Regions from separate parts of the Homo sapiens genome. Here region 1 is linked to region 2. The links are chromatin contacts, found by Hi-C in ENCODE. All regions are on one chromosome and are shown on one strand. Each heading gives the region's core, a stretch centred on a gene start or an enhancer-like site at or near the end of the contact. The rest is flanking DNA. Distances are from core to core; before and after follow the strand shown. Region 1 holds the start of CEP126 (centrosomal protein 126). Region 2 holds the start of KBTBD3 (kelch repeat and BTB domain containing 3).

What was found. A loop is a pair of places that touch in the nucleus more often than their neighbours do. Pooled maps may share reads with other maps.
Region 1: a map of B cell shows a loop between it and region 2 (32-fold over the local background). The contact joins the promoter of CEP126 here to the promoter of KBTBD3 in region 2. A Hi-C loop is called at or near these places in 4 of 168 maps with a recorded cell type or tissue (B cell, CD4-positive, alpha-beta T cell, CD8-positive, alpha-beta T cell and 1 more), 2 of 37 single-sample maps with no recorded cell type and 12 of 50 pooled maps.

Annotation. Positions count from the first base shown.
Region 1 is chr11:101,912,925-101,918,539 of GRCh38, forward strand. It overlaps CEP126 (centrosomal protein 126), which reads left to right and starts at 2,086. Exons shown (of 11, transcript NM_020802.4): 1 at 2,086-2,488. The coding sequence starts at 2,361. It overlaps ANGPTL5 (angiopoietin like 5), which reads right to left and starts at 3,598. Exons shown (of 9, transcript NM_178127.5): 1 at 3,095-3,598. RefSeq lists an enhancer at 2,005-2,104.
Region 2 is chr11:106,073,740-106,079,698 of GRCh38, forward strand. It overlaps KBTBD3 (kelch repeat and BTB domain containing 3), which reads right to left and starts at 3,608. Exons shown (of 4, transcript NM_198439.3): 1 at 3,573-3,608; 2 at 2,768-2,968. It overlaps AASDHPPT (aminoadipate-semialdehyde dehydrogenase-phosphopantetheinyl transferase), which reads left to right and starts at 3,923. Exons shown (of 6, transcript NM_015423.3): 1 at 3,923-4,154; 2 at 5,728-5,953. The coding sequence starts at 3,972. RefSeq lists enhancers at 3,401-3,520, 3,531-3,640, 3,951-4,190.

The sequences.
Region 1 (5,615 bases), core at 836-3,335, 4.2 Mb before region 2:
CTAAGGCCATGCCAGGCAAGGGTTAAGTCATGCACTCCTACACTTAAAGAATAAACTATGTTTAACTTCCACAAGTTTTCTGTTTTTCTCTAGCAGCTAAACAAACACTGGCCTTGAGATAAGCAATAGTAAAACAATCGTAGCTCACCACCAGACACTGACTAACTGACCCTCTGTTCCATAAGCCATAACTACAGCTTTGATTGGACAACAGACTGATTTCAATAACTTTCTCCTGATGAGAACATCACCAACCATGAGGTGGTTCTGGCCAGTTTAAGAGGACTGCTCACTTGAGTGCCTTTGTGTCCTAAAAAAAATTTAGACATAATAGGGCCTAATTGTAATGCAATTAAATGTTAAGTCTCCAGCCCAAAATGAACATGGGTCATATGTTACTGTTTGTTCAATATACATGCATCAGAACTACCTTCATAAATATTCATAGCTCCTCCTATATCCTATAAATTATGTATGTTTAGCCAACTTTTCAGCATAAATCTCCTACCTCAACATCCCTCCTTCAAAGTACCTGCCTCTTTAGGCTTCAGTTGGAGGCACACTCCCAGCTTGTGGGATGGCCCTCCTTTCAGGCTGTAACCCTTTCCTCTCCTTTCTAGATTCATAAATTACGTGTTTTTTTAAGTTAACGTAAGAAAGGATTTATAGGCAATTGAGAAACCAAATTATGCTTCTTAGTGCTAATATACCAAGCCACAAAGCAGTGAGATGCCTAGGACTTACGAGATCGCAAACTAATAATATAGCAAAAGCTGGACTTCTGGAAAGCTAACCATGCCTAAATATTCCAAATAGCAACTCTAATATTCTCATATTCATCTGTACTTTGCACTGCCCTACTTTACTCAGATCACCCATGGGGAGACAAACGTGTGATGACAGCAGTGGGAATAGAATCAAGGCCATTGCCTGTGGCTAGGCCAATTAAAAACTTGCCAAGATAGCCAAGTGTCCAGTTGTATACATTTAGCTTTTCATGTCAGAATTGTATATTTTATCCTGTTGGTATGCTTCTGAAGGAGAGTTCATGTGTTTTGTGTCTTAAATCGAAACTGGATTTGTTGTGGCACTTTAAAATCTGTCGCCAGTGTACATTCCAATTTGAGTCATTGCAACCAAGTTTGCAAAGATTGTTTTAAACAGTTTCAACTGGAAAAGTTTATTATTTGAAATCTTAAAATGAACAAATTAATTCACAAAGGCAGAGACATTTGAATGGTGGGTGAATAATCTTTATTTGGTCTGTACTTTCTGCTTCCAATCTGGGAATTTTTCCAAGAAAACACTGACTGAAATACAGTCAGAATTTATATATGCATTTACATTAGGCTCCAACAATAAGATTCAGCCTTTTTCAAAACTGTCACTTGCATAGCCAATAAACTAGTGTCTCAAAAATCCATTTAATTTTCCATACTTCCCAAAACCATTTCAATGCGATGATCTCTTTTGGCATATCTTCCCAAGAGATTGCTAGTTTTGCTGTGATGGTCCATTTCCAGAATCTGGCAGCAATGCGAGAACCATTAGGAGGCTTTGAAATGTAGACCTTCTAAGTAGGGCAAAGGCAAGGAAGACGACTGCAGAGGGAATGCCAGAAGCATTACCGAGTGGATGAGAGAATGCAGGGAAGGAAAATTTCCACTTCACAAAGACATTTTAAAGAGACGGTGTTTGGGGATGATGATGCCACAGAAAGACTCACAACTCAAAATCTCACAACAGGATTCAGTAGTTTAACAAATTCAACTCCAAATTGTCCCCCAGACAATCACTGCAGACTCCTCCCGGTGGCAATTGCCTGTATCTGAGGATTTTACATCTGTCTTTCGTCACTGTCGGTACTGCCACAAAAACACTCTCATAAAAAGGGAGGCAGAACTGCATCAGGCTCTAAAACAACACTCAGCTCACCCCTCGCGCAACAACCCGGGTCCCTAGGGATGCTTGGGTTGCCACCCGCCGCTCGAAGCTGGAGGGGCCGCCGGAGCCTGCGATTGGCTGCTTCGGGCACATCGTCCCGCCCCGACCTGTAGCTCCTCCCAGGTTTCCGTTGTCAAGGACGCGCCGTCGGTTGTTGTCAAGATGGCGGCTGCAGGGTTGCTGCCGCCCCATCTGCTATTGCCCGGCGAGGTCGCCGCTGCCTCAGCTGCCATCGCCGCTACAGGCACCAGTGCCGCTGCGCGGGAGCTAGGGCTGTCGAGGCCAACCCTTCCGCGCCCGTGACGCGGGGCCTGAGAGACGGAGTGTAGGGAGGGGCCGAGCAGGAGGAGGAGGAAGCCGGAGCTGCCATGAGGGAGGTTCTGGGGGCGAGCAGACAGGCGGCGCTGAAGTGAAGGATGCTGGCGGGGAGGCCCGGAACCCGGAGCGCGGTCGGGGAACTGGGCACTGAATCATCGGACAACCTCGACAGAGCCCCCCTCGGCCCTCGGGAGAGCGGCGGGCATCACCGACCTGGCTCTTACCTGTATCCTTCCCAGCCTGTGGCTGCCAGGGTAGCGATGTTGAAAACGGGGCCCATCTTTTTCCAATTAGATTCCCATTACCTTTGACGCAGGGTGATCAAAACTAGCAAGTCATCTTAGTGCAGATATTTCCTTTAGCAACTGTCGTGTCTCACCTTAGACCTGAAATTATACCATTTTATCTAATTCTGTGGCTGCTTCCCCCCATCACCCTGTTATCCTACTCCCATTCTTCAACTTTGTAAAATTTTTGTGAATTTTAAAACACATCAACTGTGTATTCTGTGGGGATATTTTTATGCCATTATGTTCTTTACTTACATATTAACTACTTCCTGATTTATCGTACTACTTGGAGAGAGAAATTACACAAATAAGTAAAATGTTTTGCTATCCTAAAGAGTCCGTTTTAACAGTTATCCTAACACAGCCCTAAATGCATTTACCAGAGCTGCTAAAGGCTACACAGTTTGGTAAGTTGTTTTGTTTTCCATCTCTGCCCAGTCTGTTGTCAGAGCGACAGAAAAGAGGAAATGAGAAACAGGGGACCTGGACGCTTTACAATCTGGATTAACTCTGACTTTTCTCGAAGAGTTGGTTAAGCCTACCTTTGATGTTGCTGTTGGTTGCATTGTAGAAAATGGAAAGAGGAGAAGTATTTTGTTATCAAAATCTGTAAATCAGGTTTATTCCTTTAGAGACTGTTGTGATGATTAGGATTTAACCTTTGTATTCCCAAAGGACTTGGTTGGCAATGATGGTGTTGTGTAATCATCTTCAGTCTTGTCAGAGATGAGTGTCTTCTCTTTCCAAGTTAACTCTGTTTTCTTATCCCCTTTGTCTCCAATTTCTAGGATGTTCTTTGTACTCTGTTACAATTTTAGCAGCAAGTCAACAATTTGTATTGAGTGCCTGCTCTTTGGCTGACTCTGTTCTAGGTTCTAGGGATACAAATCTAGTGAGGAAGACAAATGTGTATAGAGCTTCACTAAAAGTAAAATATCTCTTCTCCGATCATGCTTTCTGCAATCTTCCATCCCTTCAGTCTTTTCTTTCTTTGGGCAGGTTCTCAAAATGGTAGCTTGCAATAGCTGCTTCTAGTTCCTCTCATCTATTCATTATTAACCCCATTCAGTTTGGCTTTTGCCCTTGCTGCTCCCCAAAATTGCCCTCTTAAAGGTTACTCTGAAATGAACACAATCATTTTCTGTATGGATTTAATTCTGGCCTCTTGACATTATATTTTCTTGGACACAACTGCTATTACACGACCCTGATTTATCTCTAAATCAGAAAATAGGGAAGTATTGTAAATGGCTCATTGAGAGTGTATTTTCTGTTATTTTCATTAATAAAATGGTTGTAGGCCTCATTTTTTAAATTTTATGTGGTATAAATTTTTGATACAAATGCCAAAGAAAATATTCATAAATAGAATCCAGCAATACTTTGAATGAACACAACCAAATAGACTCTATTCCAGAATTAGAATGACATTTCCTATAAAGAAATACAACACTAAAAAAGATCCTTAAAGGCTAAATATATAGTTAAAATTAGGCAAGTTATAAATGAACATTTTAATAGATGACCAATAGACTTTGATAAAATCCAACAATGTGTGTGTGTGTGTGTGTGTGTGTGTGTGTGTGTGTGTGTGTGTGTGCTGGTTTATATATATTTTTGCTAGTTTGCATATGTGTGTATATATATGTTTAGATAATATATATTTAAATTGGAACAGAGGAATTATTTTTGAACATAATAAAGATTATAACACTAAATCAAGAACATTATGTTTGCTAGCTGGAAAAACACTAAAGTACCTTTTATATAAGTTTAATTGGAATGTTCTTTGTGTCTATAATGTTTCCCATTGGATACCTAGCACAGAGTAGGTGCTCAAATTTACATGACTAAATGAAAAAAAGGAAAGAAAGCAAATGAAAGGACCACAGCCTTAAAATAAGCAAGTATGTGGTAACATTTACATTTCAATTTCAAATATGAACATGATACTCAGAGGCCATCTGGCTTTCTGTTGAAGACATTTTCTCACTGGAGTCAGAATTTTCTGACTCTAAAGGTTATAAAACAACAAAACCTTATGAAGTTTATTTAATTAAAATTAGCTAAAGTTCTGTCATTTCAATCTCTTTTTCTCTTTTGAGAGTTCAAATAGAAATGGAATTTAAAAAAAAAAAAAAAAGGAAGGTCTCTCATGTCCCCTTATACCTGCCTTTTTTTCCTCATAAATATCTCTACCCTTCAACCCTCCCATTTTATCCTAGCACCCACCTTGCCTCTCCTTTCCTCTCCAGTTTATACCCTATTCTTAACTATTTGAACTTTCTCTCACCAACATCTTTGGCTATTTGTACCCCAATCATTCTGCCTCAGCCACTCAATAACTACTATAGTCCTGCTCCTTTACTCCTTCATGCGAATAATAAAAATGCTGTCAAAGAAAAATCACAAAACAATACAGATTGTACCACTAAAGATTGATGGTTTCCAGCTTCACCTAAACAGGAACAGGGTTCTTTCTTTTTCCTATGAATGCCTCTGCCAGGTCTCTGTCACCTTCCATCACACTCGATAGACTGTCTTACCACTTGATAAGACTTGGATGCCCTGACAGGTCTGTTCCAACAAACAGCACAAACACACACACTCCCACCCACCTGTCTTTTTTTCCCCCCAGGCTCACTGATGGGATCTTACTTTTACTATAGAAAGTGAAGTGAACCCATTCAGCTGGGCCCAGTGGCTCACATCTGTAATCCTAGCACTTTGGGAGGCCGAGGTAGGCAGATTGCTTGAGTCCAGGAGTTCGAAACCAGCCTGGGCAACGTGGTGAAACCATATCTCTACAAAAAATACAAAAATTAGCTGTGTGTTGTGGTGCATGCTTGTAGTACCATCTACTTAAGAGGCTGAGGCAGGAAGATTGCTTGAGACTGCGAGGTGGAGGTTGCAGTGAGCCGAGATTATGCCACTGCACTCCAGCCTAGGCAACAGAGTGAGACCCTGTCTATAAATAAATAAATAAATTGTATTTTGCTAATACATACATAATAAAACATAGTTTTGTACCTTGTGTTTCTAAAAGGTACTGCCCCATGCTCA
Region 2 (5,959 bases), core at 2,358-4,857:
GGCTGGAGTAGTTAATGAAAGGAAGAGGGTTAGGAGATAGGGCTGCAGAAGGCAGTTGCTACCTCAGTCAGGATGCTATGGGTCACAGGAGCTGGGATTTTATTCTAAGTGAAATAGGAACGACTGATTACTTTAAATTGGACAGTGACATGACATCATTTTTTTAAAAAATATTTTTCTAGCTAATATGTCAAGAATGAATTGAAAGGAGGTAAGAGAAGTAGGGTCCAAGTCATTCATTTATTCAACAAATATTAGACAGTTTATGGAGTAACAAATATTGTGGCAGGTACTATTCTAGATACTAGAAATACAGCGAAAAACAACATAGACAAGGTCCTCTACCCTGGAGTCTACTTTAGAATGCCGAACACCCCCCCCCACACACATACCCCTTCCTTCTCATACATTAAGAGCTTCTCCCACCCTACTAGACATTTTCCATTAGCATGCAAATTCTAGTATCTTCCATCTTTAAACAAACATCAAACAAAAATCTGTCCTTTGACCTTTTATTCCCTCTAGCTACCATTCCATTTTTCTACTTCCTAAATCCAGAAAAACTTCTTTAAAGGACACTCTGTGGTAGCATCACCTCCAGTTATCGTCTCAACCCACTACAATAAAATTCCTTTCTTTTACTCCATTAAAACTGCCCTTGTCAATGTCACCACACTACCATCTTGAAGGTAAATTCTCACTTCTCTCTCCTCATCTTATTTCACCTCTTAGGATAATTCACACTGTTAACTAGTCCTTGAAACACTCGTCTTTTAGTTTCTGTGCCACAACATTCTTCAGGTTTCCTACCTTGCTGGCCTCTCCTTCTCAGTCTAATTAGAGGGCAATGTAACATAAGAATTAAGGGCATAGATTTCTAGATTTAGCTCTGAAAGCAAGTTGTGCTTATGGCATAGAAGACATTGGAAGAGAGTGCTCCCCTTTCTCAGGCAGGCTAGAAAACTGATTAGTATTTCAGATGAAAAATGATGGTGGGTTATACTAGATTGTTAACAGTGGGAATAAAGAGAAATAAATGGATTTTTCTGTATTTTAGAAATAGAGCCAAAAACACTTGGAGATGGATTGGATATAGGGAGTCAAAGAAGAGCAGCATCATGGTTTCTTCCTTGAGAAACTGGTAGAATTATGGAGCTATTCAAATAAGTCTTGGGGGAAAAAAGAAGGGTTTGAGGTAGAATAAAGTTTGTGACCCAATAAAAAGTTAGTGAGTATATCTAAAAAACACCTAGACTTAGAGATGATCTCATCCGATGCCTTTCCATTGAAATTAATACATGGAAGAGGTTATGTCACACATAGGATCCTGTGTGACCAATGTCACACAGACAATTGGTGGTAGAGCTGGAAATAGAATACGAGTCCCTCAGAATCCTGCTAAGAAGCCACAGATCAGCACCAAGCAAGATGATCATTACAGACTGAGTGAGCCCCTATTACTTTAGTCCTCTTCTTCCCCTGACCAATGCAGTAAAAAATATTTTAATAAAATTGTTGGGTTCATTTAATATAGTTAAGCAAGTTATGAACTGCATATTTATATTTCCTTAATAAAAGTGAGGGAAGTAAAGGCAGATAGAATATAAAAAGCAGTGTTACCCTTGACAGTAATAAATCTATTGTGGAGTCATTAATAACATTTACTCATGTATACTATTTGTAAAAGGTATACATGACATTCCCTCTCAAGTACTGTACATTCTATTTTGCAAGATAACACACATGAAAATAATTCAGGACAATAGGAGAGACGTCATAAGGCAATACTAGAATAACTGCCAAATGAATTACATAAACAATACTGTTTTGGAAAAAGGTACTCTGAAGTAGGCCCTAAGAGAAGGTTTAAGCTAAGCTCTGGAGAATTTGTAAAACCACACAGGGAAGGGGATTAAACAAACCTATAAAATATGTTCACAGGGTGATAGGTTTGGGGCTGAGGTTTGGAAGTGGAGAGAGTAAGCTATTTTAGACTAGGTGAACAGAGACATTCTGTTTGGTATGAGATTTGGGCCTGAATGATACAGAGGAAACAAGGAATGTGATAATGGGAGAAGGGGAGAATATTCTAGATTCTAGACCAAGTACAAATAATCCCTACGTTACTGTCTGTGTATTAGGCTCCATAGATCTAATACACAGAGATCTTGCTCGATGGTAAAATAATGGGATATGAATTCCTGAATTTAAACAAATTCTCTTTCTGAGCTCATTGTCTCCATCAGTAATAACTAGTGCACAGAACATGTGCAATAACGTACACAGAAGTGTTTTGGAAACAGAAACGTAATGTATCAAAGTTATAAAAATCAGTTTAAAACGACAAGAAGGAAAGGTTATATGATTCTTAGTTAAAAATGGAGAAGTGAGTTATGATCATTGCTGATATGGGTATTAGTATCACTTACGTATCTTTACACTGTCTCTTATTGTACTTTTTATGCGTATGATTTATTTGCCTTACCAGATTGTAAGCTCCCTGCAGCTGGTAAGCAGATTTTCAACATGGCAGCTGACACAGGCTTTTGGTTAGCTAAGATGATATATTAAGCCAATAATTCGTTTTACTGTCCTTTGGGGATCTGAATTTGTGTGTGTGTGTGCTCAGAATCCCATCTACTTTCGAGGGATTCGGGGGGCTTATGATATCACGAAAAGTTAATGAAGACAAGTATAGATAAAAACATAATAGAACCCATCTTAAATAGGACAGAAATCATAGGCAGGTAATTGTGTTAATTACTACCGCTGGCCTTTGGCTGATATTTCCGGGCAGTCAGAGGAAGAAGGAAATCGGCTGAATCCCGCAGTACCGCACTTTAATCGACCTCCAGGTAGTCATTTACAGTCATCTGCAGAGACCAACTTTTCCCTGGACCAAAACCTGCAGGGCACTTGGATCGCGTGGGCTTTCATACGAGAGTCAACAACAGCCTACACGGAACAACTAAGGAAACAGACATACATCAATATGACCCTTCGCAAAGTCTGAGAAAATAACTGAGCAAAGTTATTTACTTGTTTCTGTTGCTGTTAGAGCAAGGACCTCTGTCATGATGGAAACACTGATACCTCAACAATGGAATCCTGTTTTCTCGCTAGTGCTCTAGCCCAGGCTTGGCAATAGCAAAACAGCACCTGGGTCGCTTCATCGCCCCAAATAAACAGCCAGCATTAGCTCAGCTGCTCGCTGGCAGCCTCGGATCCAGGCGGGGTCAGTGTTGCGCACTGGGGATAGTGCCTCTGCTCGGCCTTCGGAGGGAGGGTTTCAGGTAGGCTGCTGCTAAGGGTCGGGAGCGTACTGTGTGAGGGTGGGTCTTAGGCTGATGCGGATGGGGGCAGGGAAAGAAGGAACTCAGGGCTGATGCGTTGCACAACTGCAGGGGGCACCACTGCAGACCCCCTCCTAGAGATGGAAACCTCTCGTGCCCCGTACACGAAGCAGCTGAAGCCAAGGACATTCTCTTCTCTGTGGGTCACAGGGGCCAACTCAGACCCTGAGAATAAGGGCTACCATCCCACTCCTCCCTCAGACCCCGGAGCTCACCCACCTGCAACTGCAGTCTCCGAAGTCTCCACCCCAGTCTCCCTGCCTCCAGAGGACTGGTTGCGATTGGCCTGCACCGCTGTCCCGTTAACTCTTCCGCAAGTGTGAGTGGCGTAACTGTCGGGCTCTTGGCCTTGGTCCCGCCCTTCGCTCGCCTCCGAAGCCTCGCCTACTTGACGTCATACAATGCCGCAAAGCGCAGGGCTGATCTCCGTCTCCGCCCCCAGCTGCTTTCTCCGAGAGGAGGTGGCTGAGTCGGGGGCGGGCTGGGAGGGCTGTCGGTGGGCCAGTCTGCGTAGCGACGGCCCGTCCCCTGCGCACGGACGCCGGGAAGAAGGGGGTGGGGCCACGTTTGCGTCCGCGCCATCAGGCCCGAGATAGCGGCGAGGTCCGCTTTCAGTGTATGGTTTTCCCTGCCAAACGGTTCTGCTTGGTGCCATCCATGGAGGGCGTGCGCTGGGCCTTTTCCTGCGGCACTTGGCTGCCGAGCCGAGCCGAATGGCTGCTGGCAGTGCGATCGATTCAGCCCGAGGAGAAGGAGCGCATTGGCCAGTTCGTCTTTGCCCGGGACGCTAAGGCAGCCATGGTACTACAGGTCTTTTTTGGTATTTAGAGCCTAGGAAGCAGATCTTGGGGGAGGCGGGCCGGGCTGTGGAGACCCGACACTCCCGCGCTGGCCGCGACCCTCTCGCTGTGGAGCCTGTGGCCGGCCCGGGCGACAGCAGCCGGCGCTGCGGAGTTGTGGGCGACGCACGGCCTGGTTTCCACGGCCTTTGTAACCGCCTTGGAGGCCGCGATGGCTGTAAACATTATCTCTTTCCCCTTGTTATTTCAAATGGAGACCCTCCTAAACCATGAAATAAGTGTAGGGAAGGCCGACAAAATTGGGTTTTTCTGTAATGAATGTTTTTATGTCTTTATCTTTAAATGTTATTTTTTTTTGTTTGTGTGCGTTCATAGCCTATGCTTATTCTGCCTGTTAAATATCCCATCATTCTCCAAGGACTCCCTGCACGTGGTAGGCCCTAGAAATTATTGACAGTATGATTTAGTTTGTAGCCCTGCGCTCCCCGGGATTGAAGCCAATGAAATTGAAGCCAGAGAGGATACCTTCCTCACTAGATGCCATGGGAAACAGTATTTTACGTAGATTTATTTATTTTAGCTATGTATTTTGAAGCAACAAATGGAAAACTGGATTTCAAAACAAGTAATCTGTACAATATGGTGCAATTTGAAACAACCGTGAATTACCATCATTTAAAAGACAGTCCTTTCTTAAAAATGTCCCATATTGAAACACTTTCTGTTTGAAATGTAGACTAGTTGATAATTTTTAAGGCACATTGGTGAAAATTTTTTACTCATTTGTAAGGAATTGTAAAATAAGCTACATTTAAAAGCCTGCAGTTTTTAAAAGTCAGTGTTAGAATTGAAGAAGAAAAAAACCTGAAAGATATTTTTAAAAATATATACTTTGTCATCTTATATTCTTGTTTTTTTGTGTGTGTGTTTTTAGTAATTATTTAAAAAATAATAATTGGAGGTGGGAGAGAGCAGAACAAGATAGGTCATGCCTTGCTAATTGTTGAAGCTGGGTGATCAATATATGGGATCTAGAAATACATATGCACAGATGTAGGTACAGTAGGGTTGCTCACTGCAGAGTTGTTTTTGACAGCAAGTCTAGAGCCAGCCTAAAATGTCCAATAAAGGGGAAATAATATTATGAAATATGCTACAGTTAAAACTGCATGGACCAGACGTGTGTGTACAGACATAAAATACTTCCCAATACTTATAAATTTAAAGCTTATATGTGGTAGAATACTGCATAAGTATAATCTCATGTTTGTGTTTATATGTAGAGTTAGCAAAAACATGTAAATGCACATATATTTAAATACAGAAAAGACTGACAGGATGCCAGCTGTTAACTTTGGTCACTAGCAAAGGAGAGGGAATTGCTAAGGCGGGCTTTAACTTTTTATCTACTTAAGCATTGCTTAAGTCTTAATTAACGTGTGTTTAATACTTAAGTATTTTGAAAAGTTTTAAAAATGAAAATTTTAGAAACCAAAAAAAAGTACTATTGCATACAGTGTGCTTGTATCTTTAGTAGACATCAGTACATACCAAATGTTTTATGTACTTAACAGGCTGGTCGTCTGATGATAAGGAAATTAGTTGCAGAGAAATTGAATATCCCTTGGAATCATATTCGTTTGCAAAGAACTGCAAAAGGAAAACCAGTTCTTGCAAAGGACTCATCGAATCCTTACCCGAATTTCAACTTTAACATCTCTCATCAAGGAGACTATGCAGTGCTTGCTGCTGAACCTGAGCTGCAAGTTGGAATTGATATAATGAAGACTAGTTTTCCAGGTAACG